2 separate regions of the Mus musculus genome follow, and region 1 is linked to region 2. A link is a contact called in ENCODE Hi-C data. All regions are on one chromosome and are shown on one strand. Each heading gives the region's core, a stretch centred on a gene start or an enhancer-like site at or near the end of the contact. The rest is flanking DNA. Distances are from core to core; before and after follow the strand shown. Region 1 has its middle 12 kb from the start of Adcy6. Region 2 overlaps Ccdc184 (coiled-coil domain containing 184).

The links. A loop is a pair of places that touch in the nucleus more often than their neighbours do.
Region 1: a map of T-helper 2 cell shows a loop between it and region 2 (3-fold over the local background). The contact joins two enhancer-like sites. A Hi-C loop is called at or near these places in 2 of 37 maps with a recorded cell type or tissue (T-helper 2 cell and regulatory T cell).

What each region holds. Positions count from the first base shown.
Region 1 is chr15:98,614,520-98,617,992 of GRCm38, reverse strand. No RefSeq gene overlaps it. Among named protein-coding and RNA genes, the nearest start is that of Adcy6, 12 kb to the right of the region's middle. Within about 2 kb of position 2,117, at least 1 of the 3 ENCODE cell types and tissues checked has a DNase peak (open chromatin) inside an H3K27ac peak, as active enhancers do.
Region 2 is chr15:98,169,885-98,173,598 of GRCm38, reverse strand. Ccdc184 (coiled-coil domain containing 184) reads right to left here. Exons shown (of 1, transcript NM_177716.3): 1 at 3,465-3,714. Among named protein-coding and RNA genes, the nearest start is that of Ccdc184, 3.9 kb to the right of the region's middle. Within about 2 kb of position 1,820, at least 1 of the 3 ENCODE cell types and tissues checked has a DNase peak (open chromatin) inside an H3K27ac peak, as active enhancers do.

The sequences.
Region 1 (3,473 bases), core at 868-3,367, 440 kb before region 2:
CTCTGTAGACCAGGCTGGCCTCGAACTCAGAAATCTGCCTGCCTCTGCCTCCCAAGTGCTTGGGATTAAAGGCAAGTGCCACCACTGCCCGGCTTTTCCCTCTTTACAAAGGAAGAACTGAGGTTCAAAGAGACTTGCCTAATTGTCCAACGTTCCGGGTATCTTCTTGTCTGAAAAAATAGAAACAAACTCTAACTAATGGAAGTATGAGTGACATTTGTCAAAATGTTAGTGAGACACTTACTCAGAACTGGGAAAGGTCAGACTTGAAAGCCAAGCAGGAACAGAATGATGGAAGGGGGTTTCTGTTCTTGTGGCATTCTAATCACCCTCCCTGATGTCATCAGCTCCAAACCTCTGGGTGTAAATGTCCAAAGATTCTCTGATCAGTGCTCTCTGAACACACTGGTGACTGAGACTGGCTGGTTTATTCGACTCATAGACAAAAGGTGATTCTGGCATCATGTTCAGCGTAGATGGAGGGCTAAATCCTGCCTCCAATTCCGGGAAACTGATATAGTCCTGTGCCCCGGTGCAGTGACATTTCAGCTCTTCCAGACTTTCCCAGTCTTCAAATTATCGCGAGTCGTGAAACCGAGACAACTATGGACCGCAGTACCCAGAATGTGCCACCAGGGGGCACAAGAGACTAAAAAAATTCCCGAAGTGGGGTTGGGGAGTTTGGGATAACAAAAACTAGTGGCGAAGTGATGAAGTTTGAGGGGGGCTCTGTCAGACTGGGCTGTGGGAACTCAGAAGATAAAGAGCAGTGTGAGCCGCGAGAGGCTTCTCTGCTCCCTCTTTCCTAACTGTGGAAGCTTGGGGTTCTCCTGGTCTTTGCTCAGAGATCTTGAGGGGACTTTGAACTCTTCTGTTTTATGGCATCAATTTTCCAACTGTCAACACCCCACTCCCCACCTCTGCCCATCGAGGACAGGGCAGGGATATCAGGGTGAGGCATGTTCCTCCAGCACGTGGGCAGAATGGAGTGGAACGTGGCTTCTCCTCTGGACTGGTATTTCAGTGCCCAGTACGATGTTTGGCACAGTATAGGTCCCTGGCAAATATTTGTTGCTTGCTGATAACGATTTGACGAGAATGAGAGTTACCAAAGGAACCGCAGCAGGTACGGGGTACTCCAATTCACATTGCCTGAGTCTTTGTCATTTCTCCCAGCCACTATTGCTGTCCTTGCCTAAGCTGCGGTTCCTTCTGCTGGACCCATTGTAATAGCTTCCTAAGTGGTTCCCCTCCAATCCCTTCATCCCACGGTTCATTCTTCACCCAGAAGCCAGCATGATCTCTTAAAACCATAAATCAGAGTGTGCCACTTCCGAGCTTAACACCTCCAGAGGCTTCTCATTACACTCTGAATGGAATCCAGACTCCTTCCAGTGGCCTGTGCGCTTCTGCGCCAGCCAGGGCTTGCCTGCCGCTCTGACCTCATCTACCGCTTTGGCCTCACTGGCTTTCTTTGTCTTTCTAGAGCCCAGTGAGCTGCCCTTGCCCGAGGGCTTTGCATTAACCGTTCCTTCTGCCTGGAATGCTCTCAACCCATATTCTTTGCATGGAGGGCTCCTCGTCCTTGTCGTCCTTGTCGTTTAGGTGGCCATGTAAATGTCACTTCTCCAAGAGACAGCTCTTGACAGTGCCACCTCGGTTTCTTTCCCATCCACTTTATCAAGTCCATTCCTTACTTAATGGTGATTATAGTAGCAGTTATCCTGACTTCTTTTCTTTATTTGTTGTTTAATCTTTAAGATTTTATTTTTACGTGCGTGTGTGTGTGTGTGTGTGTGTGTGTGTGGTGGGGGGAGGTATGGGAGCACATTTACCATTGGAAGGCAAAGGCTTCAGACCCTCTGGAGCTGGAGTTACAGGTGGTTGCACCCGGGTTGTGGTGGGATCTGAATTCAAGTCCTCTACAAGATTGGTACACACATCTCACACTCGTAACTGGAGCCCGTCAGCATGCCCAGGGATGGGTATCCCCAGTACAGATACTCTTCAACAAAAGGGACCCTGTCTCCTTAGTTCCCTAGCACCTATTAATAGAACAGCGCCAAGAGCCAGGCGGTGTGCAGGCTTTTCATCTCAGCACTCTGAGGCAGAGAGGCCAGCATGGTCTGCAGGGAGTTCCAGGACAGCCAGGGCTACAGAAAACCCCTGTGGTTTTTTTGTTTGTTTGTTTGTTTTTTGTTTTTTTTGTTTTTTTTTCCGAGACAGGGTTTCTCTGTATAGCCCTGGCTGTCCTGGAACTCACTTTGTAGAGCAGGCTGGCCTTGAACTCAGAAATCCGCCTGCCTCTGCCTCTCAAGTGCTGGGATTAAAGGCAAGTGCCACCACTGCCCGGCTAGAACCCTGTCTTGAAAAACAACAGCAGTAGCAACACCAACAATGAAAGTGTGTGGAAACCTTAGCCTCAAGCCAGGAATGTTAGGGAACGGTCGTTTACGACGCCAGAGCTTAGCTGTTATTTGAACAACCCAGGGAAGGCTCAGAAAAAAAAAAAAAAAAAAAGCCAAGCTTATTCTGTGCCATAGTCGAGCGTTCTCAGTACTGTGGGCAGTGTTGTCCAGAAACGCGTACCTCCGTGAAGCTTGCATTTGCATGCAATATACTCTCCAGCTAGAAGTTTCCTCCTCCAGAAAAGGAGAGGTGAGAATGACCCCTCTTAGGACCCGTCTGTCCTGACCATCCAATCCCAAAAGATCACCGAGACTAAGCTGGCCTGGACGTTAGCTGCAGCTCACTCTGGTGGCCTCTAGTCTCTCTCTCCTCTTTGTCAGGCCTAACACTTTGGTTACTGTAATGTTTTTTTCTTAGAGGGCTCAGCAGGGTCCGTAGTCCATGGGCTGGGTCACGGGACTCTGCTATGAATATGGAATAGAAACAGATGGCTCCTGGTTCCAAAAGGAAGAGCATGTTCTCCATTTTAAGTTTTTCCCATTATTTCCTAACACTTTGAGGCCCGCTGTTCCTGAGTGTTACCTGCCCTGACACACATCTGTATTGGGTTATTTCAGCAGGTTAATATTCTGTCACAGTCTCCCCAAGGGCCCTGTTTCTCAGCAGGGCTCGGGGTAAGTCTGGGAGGTAGCCTTAGAGAAGTTTTGTTTTGTTTTCCCAGCATCCTCCAGCAAAGCTTTATAAACAGGCTTAGTGCATTTCAGAGACAGATAATTTGGCTGAAACATGTCTAGCGCAGGCAGTCCTCTGTCGTGGAAGGGCTTGGCAGAAGGCCCAGACTCTAACCTGCTGGTCTGAGGATTCCCTGGTTTCGGCTGCTGGCTGACAACAGTGGTTCACACACCGCTCTGGTCAACAAGGGCCCACTGCGGTATAGCCCAGTGTACTCTCCACAGCCACGTGGAGCCAATGTCTGCTTGCCCTTCGGAGAAAACCTCAGGAGAGGACTGGAATAATCCACAGCTGTTGCGAATAATCAGAGCAGGGAATTGAGAATCAAATGA
Region 2 (3,714 bases), core at 571-3,070:
GTCCATAAATCTGCGTGCTGTGTGGAAGGGCCAGTTTATGTCACAGGGAAGGGGGTCGTTCTCCAAGAGCAGAGTTTAGCTGTACCAGGTTAAAGCTGTAGCTTATTGCTATGAAACTGTCTGTGCTTTGTCTTTGAGTCTGGGAGCAGATCTCTAAGAGAGGCACGTTAGGTGGGTTAGAGACGGCGGTTCCAGAAACAGTTGTGGTTGGGTTGGCCCCAAACTGAAAAGTTTAACTTGAAGCCATGGAGTTTGATATTAAGTTATTTTCTCTCCATTAAAATGTGCCTTCCAGAAAGGAGGGAGGGAGGATCTCAAAGTTACCCACTTCACAAGACCCACCCCTGAAAGGTGAGGTAAACAGTAGCACTTACCTTACAGGTGTATGAGAGAGAGCTGCCTGCCAGTGGGCGGGGAGTCCCACCGATGCTGCTCTTGGGAGCAGCCACCCATGCTGGGGTGGGCTGTTTGTGATGCCTTGGAGTTACTCATGCTTCTCTAATACTCCCTTCAATCCCAATCCCCCTATTAAGCAAACCTATAAACTCACTAGTTCTTCGTCCTAGACTTGGGTGAGATGGTTCCTCGGTTTGCCTTTGGTGTCCTATCTGGGGTGAACAGCGACATGCTTGTGCATTCCCCGGTGAACTAAGACATTGCTTACTTAGACTCTCGGGCATCTTTGTCAACCCTCTACTGTTAAAGACTTGGAAGCAATGGGGAGAAGGGCTGTAGCACCTGATAGATGCTAATGTAATTAAAATTCATCAAGGAAGTGGTGAATAATTCCATCGAGATGGCCGTTCCAATTCCAGCCAGGAAATACTCAGGAGGCTCCAGGAGGCACGGATGCTGCAAGAGCCAGGCTCAATTGGTCTTTTCTTCATTGGTGCTTTTTGAGTTGAAACATCTCGTTACACTTTACTCAATGACTAGTCCCATTTTACAAAAGCCTGATCCTTACTCTTAAAGACTAAGCAAAAACAATGGCCCTTTATCTCTAGAGAGAATATATATTTGCAGGCTTTTGTAATTTCCAATGTGTGTTGCTTCCTGAAATATTCAGCAGTGAGCCCTGCCATGAACCCTGGGTGAGGAACTCCAGCTGAAACTCCCTTACCAGCAGGCTGGAGAAGAGACCTCAGAAGCCAGGGGCAGAGAAGGAAGAAACAGGGGTGAAGGAGTAACCTGTGCAAAAATCTGTTCCGGGTGCAGATAAGAAGGGGATGGGCAGAACAATTGCTCTCTGTGGGAAGGCTGCTCTCTGGACTTGCCAGGTTGCAGGGAGTAACTTAAGGGCTGAGAACCCCTGGAAGACAGTGTGCAGAGCGATAGACCTGGAATCCATGGCTAAAGGCCTCAACCAGAACTTTCTATGGAGTCTAAATGGGCGTTGCCTCAAATGACAGAGAATCTGACCGATAGGGAACAAAAAAGAGAGCTCACCTATGGAAGAAACTGACGGGGATGCCAACAAGCACTGGAAACTTCCTCTCCAATAGCAGATCCAAACAGCCATCTGCTCCATGCACCCAGTGCTGAGAAAGGTCTAGAACCAAAGCCTGAACTGTAATCTTTTTCACTGCCCAAATGTGGTTGATTTCTTTTTCAGGATACTCTCAGGCTCTTTGAGGAGCCAAATTAAAAAAAAAAAAAAAAATAGAGATGGTTTCTATCCAAGGCTTCTTTAAATCAAACCGTCTCAGCGTTAGGTCCTGGCTTTGCCACATTCCAGTCTGTGACCTTGAAGCCTTAAATCTGTTTCTGAGCTGTTATGTAAAAAGTAACAACGCGCTCTCTACCTCATAAAACTGCTGGGAGATAAAAGCGGTGGAGCTCAGTAACTGATCACCGCCTTGGTAATGGATGCTGAACGTTGAAACTGTAGCAGAAGCCTAAGTCCCCATCCTCAGCTGGATGCTCTAGCTGCTCCCCTGGGGGCCCAGCATTCATTACCCAAGGACTGCACACCTCACAGCTTTCTCAGGCATATTATGTATGAATACAGGGTTAGTCCACAGCCTTTATGGCTTGTCTCTACTTCTTAAAATGAAAAGGTCCATGCTATCTTAAGACGCTAACCATGCCCTTTTCCTTAATTCTGTCCTCAAGGGTAAGGGTTCTTTATGTAGGAAAAGATTACATTAAAGGAGTTTACTCAAGAGGCAAAAGCAGATGGATCTCTGTGTGTCAGAGGCCAGTCTGTTCTACATAGTAAGCTCCAGGCTATCCAGACTATGTGGTGAGACCCCGTCTAAAGAAGAACAAGAGGGAAAAAGGAGGGATGGCACAAAGTTGACCTGCAAAATAAAAGCTGGAGAAACGTCTTGATTATAAACATGTGCCACTCTCCCGGGGGACTTGAGTGTCCTCAACACCATGTCCATCAGCTCCCACCTGCCTGAATCCCAGTTTGTCACCCAAGGACTGTATACCTCAAGGCTTCCTCTGGTGTCGTCCCAAACAGTTCTCTCCTGGCTTTTCTGTGGGCACCGTTTGTGCACGTGCGTACACAGAGGCACAAATGCACAGGTACATCAGTAATAAGCATTTAAAACCCGGGGTGGGGAGTTGTCTCTAGACCTTCCCTGGGTTCTGCTTCGCTGGAGGAGTCATCCCCACTCTACCTGGCCAGGAGAACCACCGAGAAGCTAACATTTGCACAAGATGTCCTAGGAGTCATAGTTTTATTCCTAGCATATGCATTGTGAAGAGCAAGTCTTAGGCAGTCAACTCAGTGTTGGAATTAAAAACTCAAACCTGCATCAAACCCTTCAGTGTCCTTTAGCCTTCTCTGTAACAGAAGTAATTTACATCTCTCTCTCTCACTCACACACACACACACACACACACACACACACACACACACACACACACACATCATAGTCGGCTCTCAACCTTTGTTCTGGGGCAGCCTCAGGAAATCTCCATCTCCCGAGGGAGCAGCCTCGAGATGATGTCAGTGTTGACTCCCCGGGGAGTACCTTGCCCACATCTTCCACTAGAGGCCTGAGGCAGTGCCTGTGGTTTCCTTAGTGATGTGTCACTCCACTCCAGAAACCCCGGGCAACCCCTCCAGAACAGTGACTCCCACTCCATCCCTAGAACAGGTGGCATGCCTGCTGTACCAGGGCTCTCACTCAGAAGTCACCCCCATGGCTTGCTTCACTGAAATCTCTTGCAGGTGTGGAGTGCTGGCTACCAAAACCCTTGTTAGCCGGGCCGGGTATTTCCAGGCAGATCTCTGCATTTTCCAGGTCCACATTGGATCAAGGTCCAGGGCAGAAGGGAAAGCAGACAGAGCTGGCAAGCTTGTCCCAACCAGGACAAAGTCAGTTAACTCTTTGGGACTGGAGGCAAGAAGAGAGGAGGGAAGGCATTGGTCCCCTACATTTTCTCCTAAGCCCTGATCCACACAGCAGACCCAGAAGCCCCAGCCTTAAACCCACTTAGTACCAGTCAGCAAGAGGGGAGATGGTGCCTTTTTATTAAGGTTGACATCAAGCAAAGCACTAAGAAAGGATACACAGAGGAGGGAAGGGGCACACACAGTCACCACTTCGGAAGGTAGGAGCACATCAGTTAAGGACACTCAGGACAGCCACATGCTCCGTGCCCTGGGTTGAGGAGTGGGGCATAAAAGGGAAAAGAGCAGAAAGCGCCATGATAGCCTGGGGCTTGCAGACGGGTCTGAAGCCCCCTGAACCTAATACT